Linked DNA regions of Homo sapiens: region 2 is linked to region 1. A link is a loop called in an ENCODE intact Hi-C map of the cell type or tissue named here. Cell type or tissue: endothelial cell of umbilical vein. All regions are shown on one strand. Links, peaks and the distances in the headings refer to the core of each region. The heading gives the core; the rest is flanking DNA. Region 1 has its middle 14 kb from the start of EPCIP. Region 2 overlaps SYNJ1 (synaptojanin 1).

The links. Peaks named below come from ENCODE experiments on the same cell type or tissue, not always from the same donor. Only the 100,000 strongest peaks of a DNase experiment are listed, where the experiment ranks them.
Region 2: it touches region 1 in a loop (14-fold over the local background); 9 of 110 quality-filtered maps call a loop at or near these places.

What each region holds. Positions count from the first base shown.
Region 1 is chr21:32,824,535-32,829,925 of GRCh38, reverse strand. No RefSeq gene overlaps it. Among named protein-coding and RNA genes, the nearest start is that of EPCIP, 14 kb to the right of the region's middle. In endothelial cell of umbilical vein, for the core only: a CTCF peak has its summit at 3,145 (motif pointing right); a DNase peak (open chromatin) is centred at 3,145; H3K27me3 peaks cover 290 bases.
Region 2 is chr21:32,685,401-32,690,791 of GRCh38, reverse strand. SYNJ1 (synaptojanin 1) reads left to right here. Exons shown (of 33, transcript NM_203446.3): 7 at 2,425-2,486; 8 at 3,718-3,814; 9 at 4,875-5,044. Among named protein-coding and RNA genes, the nearest start is that of SYNJ1, 40 kb to the left of the region's middle. In endothelial cell of umbilical vein, for the core only: no CTCF peak of the experiment used is centred there; a DNase peak (open chromatin) is centred at 2,661.

The sequences.
Region 1 (5,391 bases), core at 67-5,066:
ATGTGTAGTCTGTGACCCAGCAATTTCAATCTTGGATGTATACTCAACAGAAATGTATATACATGTTCACCAAAACACATTTAGGAGAATGTTCATGGCTTCACTATTTATAATAGTAAAAGAACTGGATACAACCCACATGCCCATCTATAGTAGAATGGGACTAGGTACAGTGGCTCACGCCTATAATCCCAGCACTTTAGGAGGCCAAGGCAGAAGGATCGCTTGAGCCCAGGAGTTCAAGATTAGCCTGGGCAACATAGTGAGATCCCACTCTACAAAATAATTTTTTTTTAAAGATGAAAAATTAGCTGGGCATGTTGGCATATTCTTGTAGTCCCAGCTACTCAGGAGGTTGAGGTGGTAGGAACCCTTAAGCCCAGAAGTTGGAGGATACAGTGAACCATGATTGTGCCACTGCACTCTAGCCTGGGTGACAGACCAAGATCCTGTCTCAAACATTAAAAAAAATAAAATTAAAATAGTAGAATGGGTAAATAAATTGTGTAATATCCACACTTAGAATAATATTCAACAGTCAGTGAGAGCGAATCATCTGTAACTGTCTAAGACTACTCAGGCCCTATAACAAAACATCACCTATTGGATGACTTATAAAAACAGACATTTATTCCTCATGGTTCTAAAGGCTGGAAGTTCAAGATCAAGGTGCCAGCAGATTTGATGTCTGGTGAGGGGCACTTTCTGGTTCATAGATGGTGCCTTCTTGCTGTGTCCTCACATGATGGAAGAGAGAAAACGCTGGTCTCTCAGCTTCTTCTAAGGGCACTAAGTCCCATTCCTGAAGGCTCTACCCTTATGACGTAATCGCCTTCCAAAGGCCCTGCTTTCTAATACCATCGTCTCAAGAGTTAGAATTTCAACCTGTGAATTTTCAGACCAAAGCAAGAATATAAAGCACTCAAAAACAACCTCAGATATATATATAGAGAGAGAAAGAGAGACATTTTATATTTGCATATCAATAAATAGAACTGGGAAAATTAGTTTTTCATATAAAAAGTTATACCTAAATCATGCCATACTCAAAATTAATTATAGATAGATTTAAAACTCCAATGTGAAAAGGAAAGCTTTAAAACTTTGGGAAGAAAATATCAAAAATATCTTTATAAATTCAGAATAGTGAAGGACTCTGGGGCCAGGCTATCTGGGTTCCAGTCTCAGCTCTATGACTTACTAGCTGTGTGAGCTTGGACAGTTTCTCCCTACTCTTTACTTTCCACGTATGAAAAATAAGGAGAATAATGGCACCTTCTCACAGGGTCATTGAGAGGATTAAATGAATAATATGCATAAACTGTTTAAAATACTGACTGACACTTATTAAGTGCTATATGGGTTTTTGTTGTTTTATGAGTAGTACTGGTAGTTGTTATAAGGGACAGATACTTTCCAGTTGGAAGATATATGTTTTTAAAAGTTCAGAAAGTCTAGTAATTAAGGGAAGAAATGGATAATCAATATTGAAAGATAGCAAAAAAGAAAAATATAATAAAGAAAGGACAAATTAAGAATTTGTGAGCCCCTCATGTAAAAAACCAGACTAATGTAAATAAGCTGAATTACTCTATTAATCATTTAATCTGTGTATGTCTCCCCCACTGACCCCCAAGCTGTCCCTAACCAAGAATACCATGGGATTGTGTTCTTGTCTGCTTTCTTCCTGCTGTACTTCCACATTCTGAAATGCATTCCACAGGCAGGTGCATCTTGGGTTTCCAATAAAAATCAACCGACCAAGGGGGCGGAATCTCCAGGCTTGAACCCTCAAATACAGACAGGATTATGTGTTCTTTTTCTATTGGGAGGCATAGTTTTCTGGTAGGATACTGGCAAATCAGAAACAGCAAAACAGAGTCTTCTCAGGAGTTCAATAGACTTTGCAGCAAGACTCTTTTATATGCTCAAAATTTAAAATCATTCATGCACTTCTTCATTTTTAAAAAATAGTCTTTTAAGTTTATAGTATTTTCTTATGTTTTTCCAATATTGAAAAACTGCAATGTACAGTATTCTTATTCTCCTGCCAAAACAAATAGCATATTATTGCAGCTGTAACATTTTATGTCTTTGCCACAATAACTGTGGTTTTCCGCAGTAATTTTGCTATTATGCTATGATTTTTATTAGAAAATGTATTACTGCCATCTTAATTTTCTTAGCCAGTTTAACACATTTATGGCTTTTCTGCTTTGGCAAAGTGGTATTTCAAATACTGAAGAATAACTTTTTTAAATTCTATAAATCCTGGATGAAATTTAAACCATAAATTTCATTTCTGAATAATCAAATCAGAACATTACTGCAACTGTGTCATCGCCTAAAGCCAGTAATATTCCATGAGTTTGTAATAACATTATTTTGAGCAAGTCACACAAGGGGTAGTTTAGTGATCTGAAATGTCCAGGGTTTGCTATTTTTTCCCCAATAGTCCTTTTTTTTTTTTCTAAGATGGAGTCTCACTCTGTTTCCCAGGCTGAAGTGCAGTGGCATGATCTCAGCTCACTGCAAACTTCGCCTCCCGGGTTCAAGCTATTCTCCTGCCTCAGCCTCCCAAGTAGCTGGGATTACAGGCTCCTGCCACCACACGCAGCTAATTTATGTATTTTTAGTAGAAGACGGGTTTTCACCATGTTGACCAGGCTGGTCTTGAACTCCTGACCTCATGATCTGCCCTCCTCAGCCTCCCAAAGTGCTGGGAGGCGCAAAGTGCAGGCGTGAGCCACCATGCCCAGCCTCTTCCCCAATATTCTTGAAGAGATTTATAACAACACCGAATCTCAGATTTGATGGCTACCTGTTGAGAGAAATCAAGGAATGAGGAAGAATTTGAATGAGGAATGCAGGTGGCCTTTCTCGCCATCCTTTTGCCTAGTGGCCCCCTTTTTCACCAAGACAAGAGGCTGGTTTTTGTTTCTGGTTTTATCACATCAGACTCTGGCTCATAGCAAAAGCAGTCAGTCTCCTGTTGCTGCTTCATGGATAGCGCCTCTAACAGGCATTAATTTTTTGTTGTTGTCGTTATGGAGGAGTGTCAGCATACACTCTAATAGAACAGTCTGGAAAGACAAGTGTTGTTGGTAAACCCTAGGGACGTGAGAATCAAGTGTCACCAGTAGGTGGAGGACTTGATCAGAAATACACATGCCTTGGGGCCTATACGGAGTTGCCTGCTCAGCTATGGTTTGAAGCAGAATCTGAGGGGATGCTCATGGTCCAGTTTGGCAAATATCAGGGTGTGGTTATTTAGATGAGGCACAAGACTAACTGGAAGTGTGGGACATAAGTGAAAGATGGCACCAGGAGGTTGAAACTGTCCCTTAAACTGAGTCCTACAGGCACCCTCCCTTGGGTGACGGAGCCCCAGTTATTCCTGTGCACCCTCATAGTCTTCTGAGCCAGGGCCCTCTCCCCAGCTAGGTGGCTGATGCCCCAGAACACACCGTATGTGAAACTGTCAGTGGATTCCAGGCACCCGTCCTTTAGTAGGCAGCTAGCAGATCCCCAGCTTAGCAGAAGGCACAGGTTTGGTGGAGACTCAGAAACTAAGCCCAGCAAGTTCCCTCATCAGTGGCTCTCCACCTGGATACATAAACAACTTTTACAATGGTTGTTTAAATAACAGAGCTAGTTCGTCGCCCAGATCTCCTGTGTGTCCTCTCCGTCTTTTTTTTTTTTTTTTTTTTTTTTTGAGACGGAGTCTCGCTCTGTTGCCCAGACTGGAGTGCAGTGGCACGATCTCGGCTCACTGCAAGCTCCGCCTCCCGGGTTCACGCCATTCTCCTGCCTCAGCCTCCCGAGTAGCTGGGACTATAGGCGCCCACCACCATGCCCAGCTAATTTTTTGTATTTTTATTAGAGACAGGGTTTCACCGTGTTAGTCAGGATGGTCTCGATCTCCTGACCTCGTGATCCGCCCGCCTCGGCCTCCCAAAGTGTTGGGATTACAGGCGTGAGCCACCGCGCCCAGCCTCCTCTCCCTCTTAGACATATATTTTGCACACTGAGCTATTTGCACAATCAGGATTAACAAGCAAATAGCTGATGGAGGAAGGGTGAATTGGCTCTCTCTGCTTCAGCTGGGACATCCGTCTTCTTCTGCCCTTGGACATCAGCTCTCCAGCTTCTCGGGTCTTTGGGCTCAGACTTAGACTCACATCATTGGTTCCTCTGGGTCTCAGGCTTTTGGGCTGGGACTGAAACTATACCACTGGCTTTCCTGGACCTTCAACTTCCAAATGGCAGATGGAGGGACTTCTCAGCCTCCACAATTATGTGAGCTAATCCCTCATAATAAATCCCTTTCTTTACATCTATATATAGCCTATCAGTTCTGTTTATCTAATACATTTCCTTTCTGATTTCTTCAATTACTTCTTCTTTACAGCTTTAATGAGACATAATTCAAATACTACACAATTCACCCATGTAAAGTGCAAACTTCGTTGGTTTTAGTGTATTCACAGAATTGTGTAACCATCACCACAATCAATTTTAGAAGCTTTTCATCACCCCAAAAATAAACCCATGCCCATTAGCAGTCATTCCCCATTTCATCTCACCTCCAGCCCTAGGAAATCACCAATCTATTTTCTGTCTCTATGGATTTTCCTATTCTGGACATTTCATATAAATGAAATCATACCATATGTGGTGCTTTCACACTGGCATTTTGCACTTAGATAATGTTTCAAGGTTTATCCATGTGGCAGTATGTATCAGTACATCATTCTTTTTCGGTGCTGAATAATATTCCATTGTGTGGATATACCACATTTTATTTATCTATTCATCAGTTGATGGACATGGGTTGTCACCACTTTGGGGTATGATGAATAATGTTGCTATGAACATTCATGTACAAGTTTTTGTGTGAACATGTATTTCACTTCTCTTGGGTACATACCTCCCAGTGGAATTGCCTGGTCATATGGTAACTCTATCTTTAACCTTTCAAGGAACTGTCAGACTGTTTTCCGAGGTGGCTGCACCATCTATGACAGGCTGAGCATCCCTAATCTTAAAATTTCACATCCAAAATACTCCAAAATCTGAAAATTTTAAGCACCAACATGATGCCACAAGTGGAAGATTTCTCACCTGACCTCGTGTGATGGGTCGCAGTCAAAATGCAGGTGCACAATGCTGAAGATAACATAGTTAACACTGCAGAAAAATTGCCTCTAGACGACATAATGAAAACGTGTGATGGGCTCATTGAAGGACTAGAGCACCACGCATTCATAACAGAACAATAAATCATATCAGGTTTATAAAGTCAAAGAGAGACTTCTAAGACAAGAACAATTTACGCTTGACATTTATGCTTTAACGAGGCAGTTGATTCTGGAGGAAACATCTTTAAAA
Region 2 (5,391 bases), core at 82-5,081, 140 kb after region 1:
TGCCACCATGCCCAGCTAATTTTTGTATTTTAGTAGAGACAAGGTTTCACCATGTTGGTCAGGCCGGTCTCAAACTCCTGACCTCAGGTGATCCGCTGGTCTCGAACTCCTGACCTCAGGTGATCCAGCTGCCTCGGCCTCCCCAAGTACTGGGATTACAGGCATGAGCCACCACACCTGGCCGCAACTTTTTTTTAATTGGGTAAAGTTATGGTTATTTAAAGCCTTAACACTTTCTGGAGTGCTACTTTTATCACGATTGGCAATAGCTCTGTTATTGTAAAACTTTTCTTTCAACATTGAGTAATAAAACCTAGTCTAGGAGGCCATGATGGGAGGATTACTTGAGACCAGGAGTTCAAGACCATCCTGGGCAACATAGACCCATATTTCTACAAAAAAATAAAAAAATAAAAATCATTCGGGCATGGTGACGTGTGCCTGTAGTCTCAGCTACTCAGCAGGCTGAGGTGGGAGGATCCCTTGAGCCCAGGAGGTCGAGGCTGCAGTGAGCTATGGTTGCACCACTGCATTCCAGCATGGTTACAGAGTGAGACCCTGTCTCTAATAACACAAAAACAGAAATCTAATCTAGTCTAGCCAGTATATTGCTATGAGAGCTGTGATACATAGCTGAATGTATATATGTGTTGGGGAACAGAGTGGTGGAAAACAACCATAGGCATTACCTGGAAGACATGAAAACTGGATTTTTTTCACCTTATGCACCGTTGCAGTACTATGCAAAATAAATGTTAATCAGTAAACAAAAATGCTAAGTTTTGAACTTGTATGGAGTGATAGGCAATTAATCTGGGATTACTCCAAAGAAAAAGTATCAACTTGTGAGTTTTCTGCAGTCTAAAATGCTTAATGTCCTGGGACATACGTCTTTCAAATTTTAAACTTTTATGAATATTATTAAGTACCATAAAATGAAATTGAACACAGATGTGACATTAGGCTAATTGATTTCTTATTTAAAAATTAAAGAGAGAATCCCCTGGTTATCAGAATACTCATTAGATTATCTGACTTAGTGCAGTGAGGGATAATGCTTAATGAATGATAATACTGTACTGTTAATTCAGTTTTGGAATTGGATGAGCATATTAGAGTTTATTTTCTGGTTTTACTTGTCCAATTACATGACTGATTTGACAACCCCCCTTTTACACCCTCTTTAAAAGCACTTTGCGCGGGGCGCGGTGGCTCATGCCTGTAATCCCAGCACTTTGGGAGGCTGAGGCGGGCAGATCACAAGGTCAAGAGATTGAGACCATCCTGGCCAACATGGCGAAACCCTGTCTCTACTAAAAATACAAAAATTAGCTGGGCGTGGTGGCGGGCGCCTGTAGTCCCAGCCACTCGGGAGGCTGAGGCAGGAGAATCGCCTGAACCCGGGAGGCAGAGGTTGCAGTGAGCCGAGATCACGCCAATGCACTCCAGCCTGGCAACAGAGTGAGACTCCGTCCCCCACAAAAAAAAGCACTTTGTTCACAGGTTAGCAAGAATGAATTTTGGGCAACTTTTTTGCCCCCCCTCAGTGATCCTTGTTGTGATTGGGCAACCTTCATTCCAACGTCTCAGAGAGAAATGTTTAAATTGAAGTTCAGGGAAATAATCTGGTCTCACCTATATATTTCTTCTTGGCATGTTATATCTTTCTCAATTATGCCTCATCTCTCTGCTATTCTCCTGTGTAAGAAAAGAAAAATTATAACAATATACAATAGGTAGATATTTTCCATCTTGTTTAATTTGCTTAACCCAAAATTCCTGATTCTGCAAAATGTGCAAATACTATAATTGGGTGATGGCAAGGTTGACTTGGAAAGTCTGCTTTTCCAGGAAGGAATGATATTCTCAATTTGGTGGAACTTTGGTGTGAATAGAATATTCAACATAGTAGAGAAGAAAACACATAGACATTTGTATTGGTAGGCAGCTTGGAGGAGTAGGAATTTAGGTCAGAGACATAAAGTCTCATCTGAATCTCTTTTGGAATTGGTTATGTTGATCTCAGATAGCAAGTTATTTTACCTGTTGGTATTTTGGTTTTTTTAATTACCCAAATGGTAATAGTATCTGTTACACAGGGCATGTAGTTTGAACTTAAAACAAAGTACCATATATGAAAACACCTTTAAAAATAGTTTTCATCAATAAAAATTCCTACTAGTTTACGAGTATTTCATAATGATGTAACTTCTTTTTTTGATGAGGTTGGTTTTTTAAAAATAAAGGTGGAGGGTGGAAATTCCCTGGAACTTGTTTTTTTAAAAGCATATCATGAATGGAAATCAGTTATTTGATTAACGACTGTGTGTTCAGCAAAGAAATTGTTAGATATTGTAAGCAGTGATATTTCTTTCGTCTATATGTTGGTTTTTGGTTTGATTAAATATATTTTTCTTGTCTAAGGTGGGATCTCATCGTGTCCGTATGTCAAGGGGATTTGAAGCCAATGCACCTGCTTTTGACAGGTAAGACAATTTTTACATAGTGCTTTAAGTTTTGATATTGCTAAGCAGTGGGACTGCTTGTATTTACTGATTCACTTCAAACTTTTTTGGCTTTAAATAAAATTCCTCTGACTCCTAATTTAATTGAAAGACAGTGACACCTAGTGTTACGACTTCTGGGGGTGGTAGTGCTGGAAGTGTGGGTCTTGATCTCTTGACCTTAAAACTTCCTCTGTGGGCGCATTGTCCAGTATAGCAGCCACTAGCCACATGTAGCTACTGGGCACTTGAAATGTGACTAGTCTCAGTTGAGATGTGCTGCAAGTATAAAATGCACACTAGATTTCAAAGACTGCCTTAAAAAATAAAAAAGAATGTAAGGTATCTCATTAGTAAAATCATGTTCGGTATACTCAGAGTATTGGTTCTACCCTCACATACCAAAATCTGTGCATACTCAAGTCCCACAGTCGGCCATGTGGAACCCATGCTTATGAAAAGTCATCATTCATATTCATGGGTTTTGCATGCCAGGAATACTGTAGTTTTGATTCTTCTTTGGTTGAAAAAAATCCATATATAAGTGGACTTGCACAGTTCAAACCTGTGTTGTTGAAAGGTTAACTGTAGTTGTTTTATATTGATTACATGTTGAAATGATATTTTAGACATGTTGAGTTAAAGAAAGTATAATTAATTTCATGTTTATAAATGCACCTTCTTGAAAATTTAACATTATAGGTGTGGTTTATGTTACATTTCTTTGTGTGGCATTGCTCTACATAGTTTCTGGAATGGTTAGAAGCTGGAAAGAGAAAAGACTCGTATTTGGGGCCCATTTTTCTGAAGACTGGAGCTAGTAAGGAGGTCCCTCTGAATACTCAACGGAGTAGGTGATGTCCTCACATGTGAGCAGCAGCCCTTTGCCATCTGCCCTTACTGCCTTTCCAGTCAAGCTTATGGCTGGTGTCTGTCTTGTCTGGTGCCAGCCTCACAGAGTGGGCAGAAGCTGGATGCCTCCACAGCTCCAACAGGGGTGGAAGTCTCAGTACCCATAAGTCAGAGAGGAAGTTGCATTCATGAGTTTTCGTAAATTCGGCTTTGAGACCATGTACAATGAATTCGCACCCAGTTTTCCAATTCTGTGTTTAAAATACTGCCATGTAAGTTATATTTAATAATGGATTATTGTTTATTGAAAAAATTGGGCTTCTTATTTGACATGTATTTATTTCCTTTCTTTCTTAAATAGGCATTTTAGAACACTTAAGAACTTATATGGTAAACAAATAATAGTAAATTTGCTTGGATCTAAGGAAGGTGAACATATGCTAAGTAAAGCTTTCCAGGTAAGTATGGTCATTTCTTATTTCATTCTGGCCCATGGACACCTAGAATGGTATTAAAAAATAAAATAATACAGTAATCAGATTCTTCCAGGAAGTAAATTACTTCCAAGAAAAAGGTTGGGTACTTGTTGGAAACTTGAACTCTTTGGGTCTATTAAGAAACAATTTAGGCTAATGTTGCTGAAATTGGGATTCTAAAAAGCTTTCAATGCAAATGACACTGTTTTCTAATCTGCTTTTTTATTTTGTAGAGAAACAGAAAAATACCCTCCTTGCCAAAAATGTTTATCTGTCACTAGTAGAGAAATAGCAGTTTCCTTCTTCATCTGTTGATTGCTTTGCCTGCTTCCTAGAACCATAGTCATTGTTTTTCACCTATGGAATTGTGAATGATGCATTTATATACATGCAACGCTATACCTTCTTGTACTGATGAGAGAAAACTTGAGAATTTCATGTCAAAAAGAACCCCAAAATTGCCTGACTTCTAAAGAAAAAATATTTTAATGAACACTTATTGAATTAATAATGAATTAATATAAATTATGTTGTTACATAAGATTATAAACTTAAACAAGATTGTTAGAAAACATTTTCTAAAGTTCAATCTCCTAAGTCCAAAAGCATCCTGATTTTATAGCTATTTTTTTAATCTGGTGAAATAAATATTGTTAATAAACAGATTATACTTTACAGAGTGACTTTATGGTAAAATTTAAGAATATTTGTATGTATTGAATGAAGTTATAAAATATGAATCTTTCAGTCTTTGATAGGCTTTGTCTTAGATGACTTTGAGATTCTATAATAGGTCTAAATAGTAAGTTTGTGTTGTAAAAATAAAATGCTGGCAATTGGAAATAATTTTTTATTTCCTAAGCCAGATGAGAATATTATTTAAGTACACTGATGTTAATTGTGTCACCGTATCTCTCAGGGATAGTTTTTGAGGCTTTAGGGAAAAGATTTATTGCCAGTGTCAATGAAATGTGATGAATATTTAGATGGATATTTGCCTTTTTACTTTCATTTAGATGAATATTTGCCTTTTTACTTTCAGAGTCATTTGAAAGCTTCTGAACATGCTGCTGATATCCAGATGGTGAATTTTGACTATCATCAAATGGTTAAGGGAGGAAAGGCAGAAAAATTACATAGTGTTCTTAAACCTCAAGTCCAGAAGTTTCTAGATTATGGATTTTTTTATTTCAATGGAAGTGAAGTTCAAAGGTTTGACTGTTCTGTTTCTCTGTTCTTTGAATTGGAACATTAATTAAAAATTATTCTTAACGTTGAACTCTTAAATTTTCTTTTTAAAATTAAAGTTTATAATTAAATATCTTTTAAATATTTCATTTTATTTTTATTTTTATTATTTTGAAATAGGGCCTCACTTTGTTGCCCAGGCTGGTGTGCAGTGGTGCAGTCTCAGCTCCCTGCAGCCTCTGCCTTCTGGTTTCAGGAGATCCTCTCACCTCAGCCTCCTGAGTAGCTGGGACTACAGGTGTGTGCCACCATGCCTGGCTTATTTTTTTTTTTTTTTTTTTTTTTTGGTAGAGACGGGGGTCTCCCTGTAT